2 separate regions of the Homo sapiens genome follow, and region 1 is linked to region 2. Evidence: chromatin loops called from intact Hi-C (ENCODE). Cell type or tissue: natural killer cell. All regions are shown on one strand. Links, peaks and the distances in the headings refer to the core of each region. The heading gives the core; the rest is flanking DNA. Region 1 has its middle 6.8 kb from the start of CCR1. Region 2 has its middle 43 kb from the start of CCR3.

Region 1 (7,967 bases), core at 1-5,000, 72 kb before region 2:
ATATCCATCAGAATCTACAGAGGGCTTGTTAAAACAGATTTCTGGACTTATCTCCAGAGATTAAGTTCAGTAGGTCTGGAATGGGGCCTGAGAATTTACTTTTTTTTTTTTTTTTTTTTAGACAAGGTCTTGCTCTGTCGCCCAGGCTGGGGTGCAGTAGCATGATCATGGCTCACTGCAGCCTCAACCTTCTGGGCTCAAGTGATCCTCCCACTTCAGTCTCCTAAGTAGCTGGAACCACAGGTGCATGGCACCACACCTGGCTAATTTGAAAAAATATGTATATATATATATATATATTTTTTGTAGAAATGGGTGTGTTATCATGTTGCCTAGGTTGGTCTCAAACTCATGGGCTCTAGTGACCCTCTTGCCCCAGCCTCCCAAAGTGCTGGGATTACAGGTGTGACCTGTGATCCCACCATGCCTGACCTAGATTTGCATTTCTAATAAGTTTCGAGAACCACTGGTCTACAGGAATTCTCTGAGATGTAATTTGTTTATATTTGTAAGTACACAAAATATAAGGTGAAGAGCTAAGTTTGCCTACCCCTGGCGCCTTATTTTCCCCATTTCTCTTCCCAAAAGGAACAACAGTATCAGATTCTCATGTCACTTTGAACATAGAACACACGCACACACACACTTTTTTTTACACTGGTGAGTGAATACAATACACGTTGTCTTCCATTGCTTTTGTCACTGAACCTCATACCCAGAAGATTCTTCTCCACCAGCAAGCACCTGGGAATAAGCATGTAGGCAGTGACTATAGCCTCTCGATGTGGTGGAAACAGAGAAATATCAATAAGGTGCACACCTGAAGATTCTAACCTTGAGTTTGTCTAGGTCTCTGATTCCTTAATTTGATACCCCCTCCTGTGTCAGCCCCATGACTTGGCCTGCTCGTTCCTCCTCTTCCTTCTCACCTATTTATTTGCCTTTCATGACCTGCACACATCATCCATGGCATCCAATTTTGACTTGGCCCTGTTTCTGGTTCTCCTTTCGTGATACAACCTCAACATTCCAGAAACCTTATGTTCTGATTTAACCAAGACGGGGCAGGGCCCAGGCACCTCAACTGCATGGACCCTGGTGGTCACTGATGCAAACCTTTTAGGTTCGGTGGCTACATGAATAGGTTAATTTGGTGGTGCCGTGATCACAGAGATGTGAGATGTCCCTGTTGCCTAATCTTGGGGCACACTGTCTGCATGACGAAAGAGGTTGCTTCTGATCCCAGGCTATTTCCAGAACACCAAAGTCAGATTGGTTACTGTCTCACAGATGGGCAAAAGTGGTTTTGGGAGATGTAAGAGGGTCTTAGGCAGTAGCACCCCAGGTCCCTCGACATCACCTCATTTCCCCCCTCTTGGCCCCCCTACCACACTCCTCTTGTCTTGTCTAATTTCTTTCCCCAGCCTCTCTTTCCACCTCCCCTCCTCACTGCATACTTCTTCTATCCAGGTGGTCATTTTTCCTCCTGCATCTCTGCCTCTTTTTGCCTGCCTGGCCTCTGGCCTCTCCAAGGTGCTCTCTCACCTCCCATTCTACAAACTCCAACTTGACAAACCAAGGAGAAAGGGGCCAAGACTTCTTTGCCCCCTCTCTCCCTACTCTCTGTCCTGCTCATCTATCCCACTGTGCTTCATCGTGTCCCAAAGTGAAAGAGGGCATTGGGCACATCAGTGTGAGATCCCTCACCATGGATCATCCAAGAGGCTGCCTCCTCCCTGAAGCCTTCCCATCCTCCATGACAGGAAGTCATCAATGAAAGACTGACGTAGCACCTCTGAGGTTTTTAAACTTCTTAGGGGGGTAGGGGGAGACCTGTGTTGAAACCTCATTGTATACATTGGGTACTTTTGACAGCAAATAACAAAGCAATGGACTCAAAATAGCTCAAAAAAGAAAAAGAAAAGAAATCATTGTTTTCTCACAAATCTAGATATTAGCTCTGGTTTGAAATTACTCTTTAACAGTCTCTTGTAATAATTCTTAATGATTTCACTATTCACATGTTTCTATTCGTCTTTACAGCCTAAAATACAACCTCAGAACTCAGGGGCTTGAAATCACAGTGACATTTTTTCTCGTGATTCTGTGAGTTAGATGAATCGTCCAAGGTGCTCTCACTCCCACATCTAGGGTTGGGGCCAGCTGTCAACTGTCAATTCACCTTTATGTGGCTGCTCATCTTCCAATCAGCTAGATAGACATGACATCTCATCTCTGTCTCAGGCCAGTTACGAGAGTACAAAATAGAAGCTGTAAAGCATTTTAAGGCATAACCTCAGAAGTCACATGATGCTGCTTTTGCAAGTAAGTCACAAAGCCAAGCCACATTCAAGGAGTCAGGAAATAGAAACTACCTTTTTTGGAAGAGCTACAAAGTCACATTGTAAAAGGCTGTGTGTACTCGGCTTGGAGGAGTTTGAGTCCGTAAATTATCTTCTACCACAATGCACAAATTTCCTCTAGTTCCATAGCCAAGTAGTTTCTTGAACTTCATCCCTCTAATGGTCTTGTCTTCCCCATACCTTGGTCACATATGCCCATGATCATAGCTCCTGAATCTTACTATCACTAATATCTGTAGCTCTTCATACTTCCTGCTGCCAGCATCCAGCCTCTGACCACCACCTCCTACATTTACTACTCACTGCCTCTAGCACCTCAACTCCAACAGTTCTTTAACCCCAGTGGGACCTCCAGTCCACTGATATTTTAATTTTCCACTGACCTTCAGCCTCCTCATGCCCTCACTTCCCATCATCTTAAAAATCCATGAGCCATCATTACAGTCTCTCCCTTAAACACACCCTCAATTCCTTTGCTCTTTTCTGATCCTGTCATGCCCACTTGGCAAAATTTTGGTCCTAGTTAGATCCAGCTCCCCCACTTGCATCTGTGAAGTTAAATATGGCCAGAGAAAATCACACAACCACAGTGACTAGGGTGGCTCTAAATGATGATAGCTGTATCCAAAGCATCCTTAATGCCCATCAACTGCATTCCCCTCTTTTAGACATTATTTCACACCTTTTGCCTTTTCCTTAAACCTCCAACACCACCTGTTATCCTCATTCTTAGCTGATGATCTTGTTTCCTATTTCGCTGAGAAAATGAAAGCCATCAGAAGAAACTTTCTACAAGCCCCCACCTCTCACCTCCCCTGCTACCGGTCACTTTTTTCCTGGACAGTTCTCTGCCTCCCACCTGTTACATGGCTGGATTCTCCATGTTCCTGTCTAAACCCATCCCTTCCGCTTGTGCAGGATCCCAACCTCTCTCACTCACTCAAGGACATTGCTCTATTGATTTTCTCTCATCTTGTCAGTTTTTCCTGCTCTATTGCATTATTCCTATCCGAGTTATTTAATTTAGCAGCTTCATCTGGGACTCAGGTTCCTCCCATCTTTCTGCTCTGACATGTTCAGACCACCTCTGCTCAGGGATGTGGCTGCTGGGGTCACACTGAGGTATGAGGACATCTAACAGAGAAAAGGGCTGCCTTTTCTTTTTGCCAATTTATAGAAATAAGGAGCCCTGATGTTCTGTGATAAAACAGCCACTTGTGAGCCAGATCCTCTGGGGAGACCAGTAGATAGTGCCTCCACCTTTCCTCCCTGGGCAAGCAGAGGGTAATGGATGCTGCAGGGCAGTGTGGATGATGTAGGGAAGCCCCTTCCCTCAGGTCTTCTGGCACAGTGAAGTGCTTAGCAGAAAGCAGACACTGGGGGGCAGGATTTGAGAGCCTGTGAATGAACCAAGAGCACATTATCCCCTCCCAATGTCCCTTCCTGTCCCCAAACACACAAGTTTCTGGGGTGGTTCCTGCTGGCAGAGAGCCTGAGAGCATGGCCATTGTACCTGAAGAGGCTGGTGCCAAGAGCTGCCAACTAGAACCTGGTAGGTCTGTAATCTAAGTGCTCGCAAGAATGGGGCAGTGGCTCATTGTGGTTTGAGGCTGGCAGGGGGTCAGGCAGGAATGAAGAGCTGATAATGATCCTTGTACTCCAAACCTAAGCTCCAGACAGTCACATGTGTGTTCCTGTCACTTATTACATCCAGTCTGAGTGCTCATGCTGGTATTTGTTCCCTTACACCTCATCCATCACACAGCTATTAAGCATGTGTTCTCTCTGTCAAGCATGGAGTAGTTAAGAGTCCTAAAAGTTGAGTTAGGTAGGGCCTGGAAGTAGTGTTATGCAAGGTGAGGTATGTGAACCAGCAGCATCTGTGTCACCTGGGAGCTTGGTGGAAATGAAGGTTCTCAGGCCCCATTGAAGGTTAGACCCAGGAATCTGTGTTTTAACAAGTCCTCCAGGTGCTTCTTATTTATGCTAGAGTTTGAGAATCAGTGCTGGACCCTGCTGTTCAAAGTGATGGCAAAACCTGAGAGCTTACCAGAAATGCAGACTCTCAGGCCCCACCACAGGTTTACTGGGTGGGAGTCTGCATTTTTATCAGATCCCCAAGGGATTTGTTTGCACACGACAGTGTGAGACACCCTGGTCTAGAGGATCACGTTCTAGTGGGATAGAAGTCTGTATAGGGTTCAAGAGATACACAATGGAAGTTAGCTGGAGTCAGAAACACTTTGCATCGATGTTTACCCTGGGGCTAGAGAAATGAGTTGGAGTCTGCCAGAGGACCAAGAGGGCTGGAGATGAATGAATGGTGCCACAGAGCAACCCAGCACACCCCAGCACATTTCAGCTTGTAGATGTTCAGTAAACATTTTTTGGTTGGTCATGGGTTGTAGGGAGCAGGCTCACTAGGCTGCCCCTATAGATGGCTACTTCTGAGACCCAACCTGCAGCTTCACTTCATGGGAATAGCCAGAATCTGGGAGTCAGACACCTGACTTCAGATCTGGTTCCAGCACTGAGTTGGTGAAGCTGTGGAGGAAAAGTCATGCCTGCCTATTGCTGATGGGAGGGGAAATTGGGTCCCACTCCATGGAGGACTGTTTGGCAATAGCTATCGGAATTTGAAGTGTATGCATTTTTTATTCCAGCAATTCCACTTTTATGAATTTATCTTACAAATATTTACACATGTGGCAGAAGATACAGATTACAGGCACATTCACTGCAATGTAAGGGACTGATTAAGTCCCGCTGGAATGCTATGCAACTTTATGTGTTGACACGAAACGCCCCCCAGGTTGGAGTGCCAAGTGAATGAGCAAGGACCTTGTACTATGTACACACTGCACACATTGGGTGAGCTTGAAGGCACCTGTGTCTCTGGAAGAATAATTGGTGTGCCTGAGGAAGAAAGGGAATCTAAAACTTATCTGAAAACGTATCTGAGGGAATAATTGAGGAAAATTTCTCCAGTCTTGCTAGTGATCTAGAAATCCAAATACAAGAAGCTCAAAGAACACCTGGAAAATTCATCACAAAAAGATCATCATCTAGGCACCTAGTCATCAAGTTACCTAAAGTCAAGATGAAGGAAAGACTCTTAAGAGCTGTGAGGCGAAAACCTCAGCTTCTCCTTTATAGGTAATCTATAATGAAAACCTATCAGATTAACAGCAGAATTCTCAGCAGAAACCCTGCAAGTCAGAAGATGTTGGGGTCCTATCTTTTGCCTCCTTAAAATAATTATCACCCTAGAGCGTTGGATCCAATCCAACTAAGCTTCATTAATAAAGGAAGATAAAGTATTTTTCAGGTAAACAAATGCTGAGAGAATTCACCACTACCAAGCCAGCACTACAAGAACTGCTAAAAAGAAGTCCTAAATTGTGAAATAAAACCTCAAAATATACCAAAATAGAACCTACTTAAAGTGAAAATCTCACAGGACCTATAAAACAATAACACAATGAAAAAAAAGGTATTCAGGCAACAACTAGCATGATGAATAGAACAGTACCTCACATCTCAATACTAACATTGAATGTAAATGGCCTAAATGCTTCACTTAAAAGAAATAGAATGACAGATAGATAAAAATCCACCAAACTCACATAAACTTAAGGTAAAGTGAGGGGGAGGGAAGACATTCCATGCAAATGGAAACCAAAAGCAAGCAATAGTAGCTATTCTTATATCAGTCAAAACAGACTTAAAACCAACAACAGTTAAAAAAGACAAAGAGAAACATTATGTAATGATAAAAGTATTAGTCCAACAGGAAAATATCACAATCCTAGATATATATGCACCTAACACTGGAGCTCCCAAATTTATAAGACAATTACTACTAGACCTGAGAAATGAGATTGATGGCAACACAATAGTCGTAGGGGAAGTCAGTACTCTTCTGACAGTACTAAACAGGTCATCAAGATAGAAAGTCAACAAAGAAACATTAGACTTAAACTGTACCCTAGAACAAATGGACCTTACAGATATTTACAGAACATTCTACCCAAAAACTGCAGAATATACATTCTTTTCATCAGCTCATGGAACATTCTCCAAGATAGACTATATGATAGGCCACAAAATAAGTTTCAATAAATTTAAGAAAATCAAAATTGTATCAAGTACTCCGTCAGACCACAGTGGAATAAAATTGGAAATTAAAAGTTAAAAGGAACTGCCAAAACTACACAAATACATGGAAATTAAATAATCTGCTCCCAAATGATCCTTGGGTTAACTATAAAATCAAGAGGGAAATTTAGCAATTCTTTGAACTGAATGACAATAGTAACACAACTGATCAAAACCTCTGGGATACAGCAAAAGCGGTGCTAAGAGGAAAGTTCATAGCATTAAACCCCTACATCAAAAAGTCTGAAACAGCACAAATAGACACCTAAGGCCACACCTCAAGGAACCAGAGAAACAAGAACAAATCAAACCTGAACCAAGCAGAAGGAAAGAAATACAAAGATCAGAGCAGAACTAAATAAAACTGAAACAAACAAAAAAAAAATACAAAAGCTAAATGAAACAAAAAGTTGGTTCTTTGAAAAGATAAGCAAAATCGATAGACCATTAGCAAGATTAACCAAGAAAAGAAGAGAGAAGTTCCAAGTAAGCTCAATTAGAAATGAAATGGGAGATACTATAAATGATGCCACAGAAATGCAAAAGATTATTCAAGGCTACTATAAGCAAACTTATGTGCACAAACTAGAAAACCTAGAGGAGATGGATAAATTCCTAGAAATGTACCACCCTCCTAGATTAAACCAGGAAGAAATAGAAACTCTGAACAGACCAATAACAAGCAGCAAGATTAAAATGGTAATTTTAAAAATTGCCAACAAAAAAAAAAAGTCTAGGACCAGATGGATTGACAGCTTGAATTCTATCAGGCATTCAAAGAAGAATTGGCACCAATCCTACTGACACTATTCCAAAAGATAGAGAAAGAAGGAATCCTCCCTAAATCATTCTATGAAGCTAGTATTACCCTAGCTTCATACCAAAACCAGGAAATGACGTAATGAAAAAAGAAAACTACTGATCAATATCCCTCATGAATGTGGATGCAAAAATCCTCAACAAAACACTAGGTAACCGAATTCAACAGGATATCAAAAAGGTAATGCACCATAATCAAGTGGATTTCATACCAGGGAGGCAGGGCTGATTTAACATATGTAAGTCAATAAATGTGATATACCACATAAACAGAAGTAAAAACAAAAATCATATAATCATCTCAATAGATTCAGAAAAAGTATTTGACAAAATCCAGTTTCCATTTATGATTAAAACCCTTAGCAAAATCAGCATAGAAGGGACATACCATAAGGTAATCAAAGCCGTCTATGACAACCCCACAGCTAACATTATACTGAAAAGGGGAAAGTTGAAAGCATTTTCTCTGAGAACTGGAACAAGACAAGGATGCCCACTTTCACACTTCTATTCAGCATATTACTGGAAGTTCTAGCCAGAGCAGTCAGACAAGAGAAAGAAACAAAGGCCATCCAAATTAGTAATGAAGAAGTCAAACTGTCGCTGTTTGCCCATGATATGATCACA
Region 2 (8,539 bases), core at 1,827-6,826:
TCCAGCCTGGGCAACAGAGCAAGACTCCATCTCAAAAAAAAAAAAAAAAAAAAAAAGAATGGGATTCCCATTAGGCTTTCAGACAGTAAATAATGGCTACAACAGAGGAAGGCCCAAGTGGAAGCCACTGAAGGCCCCCTGCCCATACAAAGCAGAAAATCAAAAACAACGCTCTATCCTATGAAGAAAATAGCAGATTAGTCTCATCACAGATAAGAAAGACACAGATATGTTGATTCCTGTCATACCTCCTTTTAATGCTCCAGTTTTGCCAGTAAAAAAATTTAAAAAATAATAAAATAAAATAAATTGATGGGTCTTGGGGAATAGCCATGGAATGTTACGACTAAATCAGATGGTGACTTTCACTGTGTGTGTTGTCTTCTAAGTTTGGTCCCCTTGCTGAGGCAAATCATTACAGTCATGGTATTTGGCATGTAGATGCCAGTCTAGAGTAGGGGCTGGCAAGCTTTTTCCTAAAGGGCCAGATAGTAAGTATTTTAGGCTTTCAAGCCAGCTGGTCTCTGTCACAACTACTCAACTCTGAAGTTGTAGCAAGAAAGCAGCCACAGACAACATGTCAGTGCATGGGCACAGCTGTGTTCCAGTAAAACTAGTTTTCAAACACAGGCACCTACACACTGGAGTTTGCTAACTTCAGATCAGGAAAATACAGTTTTCTCCCTTTTGGTACAGAGAGGCACCCAAAGAAGCAGTTTGTCTCCAGCTGTCAGGAGCAGAGTACACGCTGCCATCCTGCCTGGGAGTGATGCTACTTTCAGGTGATTTGCCTCACTGTAATCTGCAGGGACCTTGTGACTGCATCACCTGACAGGACATCACTTTGGTCCACATGGTTAATATTGTGCTGAGAGGACCTGGGAAACGGGAATAACAAAAACCTTCAATGTCTTGATAAAACACACGGCTGACAGAGAGTGAAAGATAAAGCCGGAGAAAATATCAGAGTCTCCAACTTCAGGCAAGAGGTGAGGTCCAGTGAAAGCAGATAGCCTCAGTGTGTGGAGTCCATGCCTGGTCTCCTTCCCTGTGCCACTGTTTACGCTGTTCATGAGCCTCTGAGAAATCATCTGGCTGCCATAGGAAGGGTGACCCAGCATGTGCTATTTTCCAAGTTTCTTCCATCCTGGGGGGCATTTTGGTGAGAATTCACATGAGATATGAACATTTTTAGGTTTGGGTCTCATTCAAATAAATCCATTGACATACTCCTCCAAATCTTGATAACAATTTTCCATTTAATTCCTTCTGTCTTCCCTTACATCTAACCATATATAATAAACACTTTCTAGAAATATGTGTAGATTCTGACCCTTGGTGATCTCTCCTTCGAAGCAAAGAGGACACTATGATAAACACCTTGATTTCTGCCACCTGGGAGGTGTCTTCTCCACTTGTCCTTTAGGGCTACCCCTGAGAGGGGCTGAATCTAACACAATCTACCTCAGGTTGGTGCAAGCAAAGTGCAGAGTCCTCTATCCATAAGACAGGCATGAGTGTTTTCATCCTCAGACAGATCATCGCAGCCAACTTCCTGGGAGGCCACAGGTCCAGGTGAAGGGAGAGGATGGCAGTTGTTGGGACTAGGGATGGGATAGGCATGAATAACCTGCCCATGCTGCCTTTCGAACCTGTGTGGATTACATCCTATATAATCCCACTTCCCCTTTATGATGCAGTGTTATTGGGTCTCTCTGTGGCAAAGTAGGTCAGGTGGCAGTCAGTTCATAATAAACAACCTGAGTGTCATGGTAAGCTGGTGTCTCATAGTCAAACTCTCAGAGTCCCCTGGAGTCCAGTAACAACCCAGGACTTATTTTTTTGCTGAAAGGGATGTAGCATTTCTTCGCCCTCCAAGGGGCTGCTGCCATGCTCCTGTCCAGGCTTGTATCCAAAATTTGACTCAAGGAGTTCAAGAATAGCAAAAACGGGTGTCATCGCAAAGTAGAATACCCAGTAGTAGTAGTAGCAGCAGCAGTAATAGCAGTAGTAGCAGTAATAGTAGTTGTTGTTGTTGCTGTTGTGATTCAGGAAAAACTCCCAGAATGGAAGTACACAGGTCTGTGAGATGAAGGGGGTACCAAGTACCCACCAGGATAAATGGACACAGACCCTCTTCCGAGCACATCATTATGAACTTTCAGAACAACAGGGATAAATATATTGAGAGCTTTTAAGAGGGGGAAAAACAGGTAACAGAAAGGAATAGAAATGGACTTGACATCAGATTCTCAATGACAACATTGGCTGATACAAGACTGTGGGGCAACAGCATCACAGTTTTGAGAAAATATTATGTTCAGCCCAGAAATCTCTACAGAGCCAACGTATGAGATCCACTGAGGCTTGAATATAGATATTTTTAGACACAGAAGGATTTTGCAATTTACCTTCCATTTACCCATTCTCAAGAAGAGACAAAATATATGCTTTAGCAAAATGAAGAGGTAACCAAGAAAGAGGAGATCCTAGGATCTTAGAAATGAGTTCAACACAGGACAGTGGCAAAGGAATCTCCAGGACCTCCACAGAAGCCTGTCCAGACTGGTATTGAGAAAGGACATGAAATTTGTAGGTTTCGAATATTTTAAAAAATTATTGTTGGGCCCATGACAGATCAAATTTGAGCATTTTGGAAATTGGTGATAAGTATTTTTACAAAGTAAGCAGATGGAAAAAATCAAAAGAAACTACTATTAACTCCAAGAATATAAAACATTAGCTCAACAGTGAATAATACTTATGTGGTCATAATAACATGAACACTGACTAGTCATTTAACCAGAAACTGTCAAAAAACCATATTGAGAGGATGTTGGGAGGGGAAGGAAGTGTAAGCTAAATCCTCACCTACAAGAACAGGAAATCAATAAATTCTGTCTAAAATTGATACATTATGAAGTAGCAATCAATATAAGCATGTTACTTAACACTTAGGGCAGCACCAGAGAAACAGCCAACAGAGTTGAAAGTGGTTGCCTCATAGGAGTGGGCAGGGGTGGGGAGGGGATGGGGCAGGAAATGCTATTTCTAATTTCTTAACTATGCACTATTACATCTTGATAACTTTTTCTTTTTGGACGGGGTCTCGCTCTGTCACTCAGGCTGGAGTGCAGTGTCATGATCATGGCTCACTGCAGCCTCAACCTCCCAGGCTCAAGCAATTCTCCTGCTTCAGACTCCCAAGTAGCTGGGACTACAGGCGCACACCACCATGTCTGGCTAATTTTTGTATTTTTTTATAGAGACAGGGTTTTGCCATGTTGCCCAGGCTGGTCTCAAACTCTAGGACTCATGTAATCCACCTGCTTTGGCCTCCCAAAGTGCAGGACTACAAGGCATGAGCCACCTCAACTGGCCTGTAACTTGATAACTTTTAAAAACTTGATGTTATTAGGTGAAGAAGTAAGAGCAAAAATATAATAAAATAAGAATAGAAGAGTATGATTAAACTATAAACACAATTCCTTACTGTGTACCAGACACTGACAATTGAAAGACATAAACACAAACTTGGCCATTCACTCCTTAGTAACCAAACACAGAGAAAACACTTCCCATTATAGATGCTAGAATATTATCAGATTATTAGAGCAATACTAAACTAGAGGCCAACCAACTACACATTTTGGGAAATGTTGAATGGTCCAATGTTAGCTAAAAATCAGTACCTGGCCACGCTAAGGCCAAAACTGTCACCATCATAGAAAAAATTGTTGGGATTTAAGAACAATCTGAAATTGTATTTTAAAATGTAATTATAATTGCAACTGTATTGTTAAAATTGACTGCTCTGATTTTTAAAGTTTGATATCTAGGTGAGGAAACCACCACTTCTCAGCACTGTCAGCATTCCACGTTCCTGTGGTCACTATGCGGCAAGTGTAAGATACAAGTCAGAGGCCTCCAAGTGAGGTCGGTAGGAGGGCAGGGTTTGGTGTTTACTGTGCCAGTATGAGGGAGTGCTCATGATGATGTCACCAAGATTTTCAGCTTTCCTTTCTTTATCTCTCTGGGCAATCAGCTAAGGTAAAAGCATCTCTCCTCTTCAACTCCTGGAATTAAAGATACCATCATGAATGATAATACAATTTCATTGTTTGTGCACTACTTAAAGAAGTCTTCTGAGTATGTTCAGAAGCTCTCTATTTGGACACCTCTTAGGCAACACTTCCAATCCTCTTGGGCTCTTGTGCTGTGGGCTCCAGCCAGCCTTGCACAGCTGTAGCCGGATGTGCCTGGCCTGGGCCTGGGCCATGCCTCTCATCCCTATCTCAGGGCTCCTCCACTGACACTCAGCACCCACACATGTGCAAGCTGCAAATGCAGGGGACCTCATGCCTAGTGGGGCAAAGCTTTGACCAACGGGTGACCGGATCTGATGGGGAAAGGGATCTCTTTTTTCCCCTAGGTTCATAATCCTAAGAAGCATCTCACAGCTCGTCAGGCAGTCCTGAGAGGCCTAGCAAGCAGCTCCCCTGGTTGGGTGCATGTGCATCCTCATTCTGGCCCTCTCTCCTTTCCTGCTTTACTCCCCTGTCCCTCACCTCTACTGTCTCAATCTCAGCCTCCACCTTCTGGGGAACCCAAACTAAGACAAAGGCTTATGATTATTGTCTTGACTTTTATTTTTAAATTTCTAGTATTTTTCCATGCACATGGGATTCCATAGAAGTACTTGAGAAGAGTTTGTTCTGAAGCCTTGAATCTAATAATGTGCCATGGAGCAATGTGATTGGCATTAGATACTTTTTAAAAAAAAATCTCAGATTCCATCTGCATCTTGGCTTCCACTGCACACACACCTCTGGAGGAGGAGGATCTTGACGGCAGTATCGGGTCGGAAATATTTGCACTCTCAAGATGACTTCTTCAGCTGGTTCCCGTAAATGAGCTATTTTTCCACAAGCAACTCTTGGTTGTTAGCAAGTTCTATGATGCCAGTACTGTTTTCTGTAAAGTTTATGATTACACTTTCTTTTGATCAAATGGCTGTTCCAAAGCATCATGCTTCCTATGCCACTGGAACATTTTGGATGAATGTGCATCAAGCCAGGTCCACTATTTTGTGTATCTCATATAGTTTACCTTTGGCTAAAAACCAAATGCTGCAAGTGCCCTTTTACCTTTTTGCTTACAACCAGCAATTCTGCTACATGATGCTATGTTGTAGTTACTTTCTGAAAACACAACTGAAATGTGTGAACAAAACACTGCATGCTCATGATTTCTAAATCACTCATAGCTTCACTATGTGCTTCCCATTGTCATTGACAATTATACAATTTTTTCCTTTGCTGATTTTCCATTCAATAAATATTTCTTCCTTCATTCACTGTGTTGTTTTTGTATAAGACCCGGACACCTCTTCACAACCAAGTAAAGCCAAAGCATGGTAGAATTCAGCGTTATTCCACTATGCTGTTGAACTTAAAAAATATATATATAGGTCGGGCGTGGTGGCTCACGCCTGTAATCCCAGCACTTTGGGAGGCCGGGGCAGATGGATCATCTGAGGTCAGGCGTTCGAGATGAGCCTGGCCAACATGGTGAAACCCCATCTGTACTAAAAATACAAAAATTAGCCAGGCATGGTGGTGCGCACCTGCAGTCGCAGCTACTTGGGAGGCTGAGGCAGGAGAATCGCTTGAACCCGGGAGGCGGAGGTTGCAGTGAGCTGAGATTGTGCCACTGCACTCCAGCCTGGGTGAAAAAGCAAGACTCTGTCTCAAGAAAAAATATATATGTGTGTGTATATATATATACTAAAAAATATAAAAATATATATTCTGTAGTTGTCAGAGACAACAGGAAGCACACGGTGAGGCTATGAGTGATTTAGGAATCATGAGCGTGCAATGTTTTGTTCACACCTTTCAGTTGTGTTTTCAGAAAGTAACTACAACACTGCATAATGCAGCAGAATTGCTGGTTGTAAGCAAAAAGGTAAAAGGGCACTTGCATCATTTGGTTTTATATCTATCTGGTTGTCTTTGAACGTCTAAATATAAGGGGCATCAGACACCATATCAGCACACTTAGTATTATTGTCTGTAATCCTTCTGTGCACAGCAGAATGCACAGCAGGCAAATGTTTTCTAGGATCTCTAGCTAGAAATCATAGTCTGGATGAATCTCAAAATCCTTCAACTTCTTTTCTTTTTTTATTTTGTTGAGACAGGGTCTTCTCACTTTGTCACCCAGGCTGGAGTGCAGTGCTGTAATCATGTCTCACTGCAGCCTCGACCTTCTGGACTCAAGCGATCCTTCCACCCCAGCCTCCCAACTGGCTGGGACTATAGGTGCATGCCACCACACCCAGCTAATCTTTGTATTTTTTGTAGAGAAGGGGTTTTGCCATATTTTCCAGGCTGGTCTCAAACTCCTGGGCTCAAGAGATGGGCCTGCCTCAGCCTCCCAAAGTGCTAGGATAACAAAATCCTTCAACTTCTGAGGATGGGTGGCAACCTCTAGCAATCACTGTGACAAGGTTTTTGTTTACATTTTAGCCTTTGTATTTTCAATAGTTTCGAAAGCAAGGCTTATGTCTTTGTAAAATATTCATATGAAGTAGCATGTTTCAAAGTTTGATTCATGAGATAAAATATGTTCTGAAGCTCTCCTTTTTCTGAACACTTCCTTTTTTTCTTCATAACTTATGTTTCTTTGCACGTCTGGATCAAAGATTGTTTATTGTGGATATTTCTATATGTTCTTCTGGAGTCTTTTTGGAAAAATTTGAGGTGAAATCTTGACATTCTGCTTTTGGCTCATCAGCATATGATAGGAAGAATTCTCAAATAGAAAATTTTCTGAAAAGATTCCTAGCTGAAGTTGAATTAAATAAACTAAAAATTAGTCACAATTGTTAAAGGTTATTTTAATTTGGCAGGACACAGTGGCTCACGCCACGCCTGTAATCCCAGAACTTTGGGAGGCCGAGGCGGGCAGATTACGAGGTCAGGAGGTCAAGACCATCCTGGCTAACATGGTGAAACCCCATCTCTACTAAAAATACAAAACAACAACAACAACAACAAAAACCAACTAGCCGGGCATGGTGGCAGGTGCCTGTAGTCCCAGCTACTTGGGAGGCTGAGGCAGGAGAATGACGTCAACCCGGGAGGCGGAGCTTGCAGTGAGCTGAGATTGCTGTCAAACAACAAAGATTAAAATTATGGTGTAATTTAATCTCTATAATCAATTATTTTTCTCTATTCTATTTGTTATTGTTATTTATATATTTATAAACATCTCTTGGTCCCTGCCTGGCACAATGTGCTCTCTGTAGCACCTAATAACACACACTTTCTCTTAATATTTGTTTTAACTGCCAATCTATTTTTCTACTTATTTTATCACTTGAAAATCTCATTTTTTGTACACAAAAATTGACAGCTTATATTGCCATTAGTTTTCGCAGCATTTTACTCTTGTAATTTTCAATGTACATTTACATTTCAATTGGTTGACAGAATATCAACATATAAAGCATGTAAGGAGACTTTTCACTGTAAGTCACATCTAAATGCTTACTTGTATTTGGAACTAACCATTACGTTATTTGCAGTAAAACTGTGCTTGTAGGCAGGGCATGGTGGCTCACATCTATAATCCCAGCATTTTGGGAGGCCGAGGCCAGGGGATTGCTTGAGTCCAGGAGTTCGAGACCAGCCTGGACAACATGGCAAACCCCGTCTCTTCTAAAATTACAACCAATTAGCCAGGCATGGCAGCATGTGCCTGTAGTCCCAGCTACTTGGGAGGCTGAGGTGAGAGGATCAGCTGAGCCTGGGAAGTTGAGGCTGCAGTGAGCCATGATCATGCCACTGCTCTCCAGCCTGGGCAACAGGAGTGAGATCTTGTCTCAAAAACAAATAAACAAACAAACAAACAAAAACCTGTGCTCGTGTTACATACATTGATAAGATAGTGTCCTACACAATCACATGCCCATTGATCATATAGAAGTTCAAGAATCTAAAAAATGAAATTGATATAGGCATCTGGCTTTTTGGCCTTCCAATGGCTAAGGTCAATGCTTAAACCAAAATTAGATTGTTTTAACTATATATTTTTCCTACCTCATATTACCTCAGCCTTATTTTTGAATGGCACTGAATCCCTATATATTTTCATATTGGGTACTTTTCAAAAATGTATATGCTATTTTACCTCTTGTGACTCATAAGAAGTTAAAACAGAAAAAAAGAGAGCAACATCTGTGTGGCTAATTCAAGAACTATGGGTATTACAGGAAGTCTTATAAGAAAACTAAAGATGCATTGGTGAGATGCTTTTAATTTTCTTACTGTGCCTGAAAAGTCAATGGACTTTCAAAAAATTATATAAACATTTAGCAAAGTTACCAGTTGAGACAAGATGGTGAAGGTTGAGCTGACCTAGGCTCTCAACCAGAGCCAGAGTGCATGAGTTGGGGAGCCATGAGGCAGAGATGGGTGTGGAGAGCAGAGGGGCTGGCGCATCCCATGCCTTCACCTGCTGATCCACCACACAT

Evidence for each region. Peaks named below come from ENCODE experiments on the same cell type or tissue, not always from the same donor. Only the 100,000 strongest peaks of a DNase experiment are listed, where the experiment ranks them.
Region 1: a loop joins it to region 2, with 2.0 times the contacts of the local background. A loop is called at or near these places in 2 of 110 quality-filtered maps.

What each region holds. Positions count from the first base shown.
Region 1 is chr3:46,211,099-46,219,065 of GRCh38, forward strand. It overlaps a transcript of CCR3 not described here. Among named protein-coding and RNA genes, the nearest start is that of CCR1, 6.8 kb to the left of the region's middle. In natural killer cell, for the core only: no CTCF peak of the experiment used is centred there; DNase peaks (open chromatin) are centred at 2,303 and 3,743; H3K27ac peaks cover 801 bases.
Region 2 is chr3:46,281,235-46,289,773 of GRCh38, forward strand. No RefSeq gene overlaps it. Among named protein-coding and RNA genes, the nearest start is that of CCR3, 43 kb to the left of the region's middle. In natural killer cell, for the core only: no CTCF peak of the experiment used is centred there; DNase peaks (open chromatin) are centred at 2,917, 3,917 and 5,897; H3K27ac peaks cover 2,999 bases.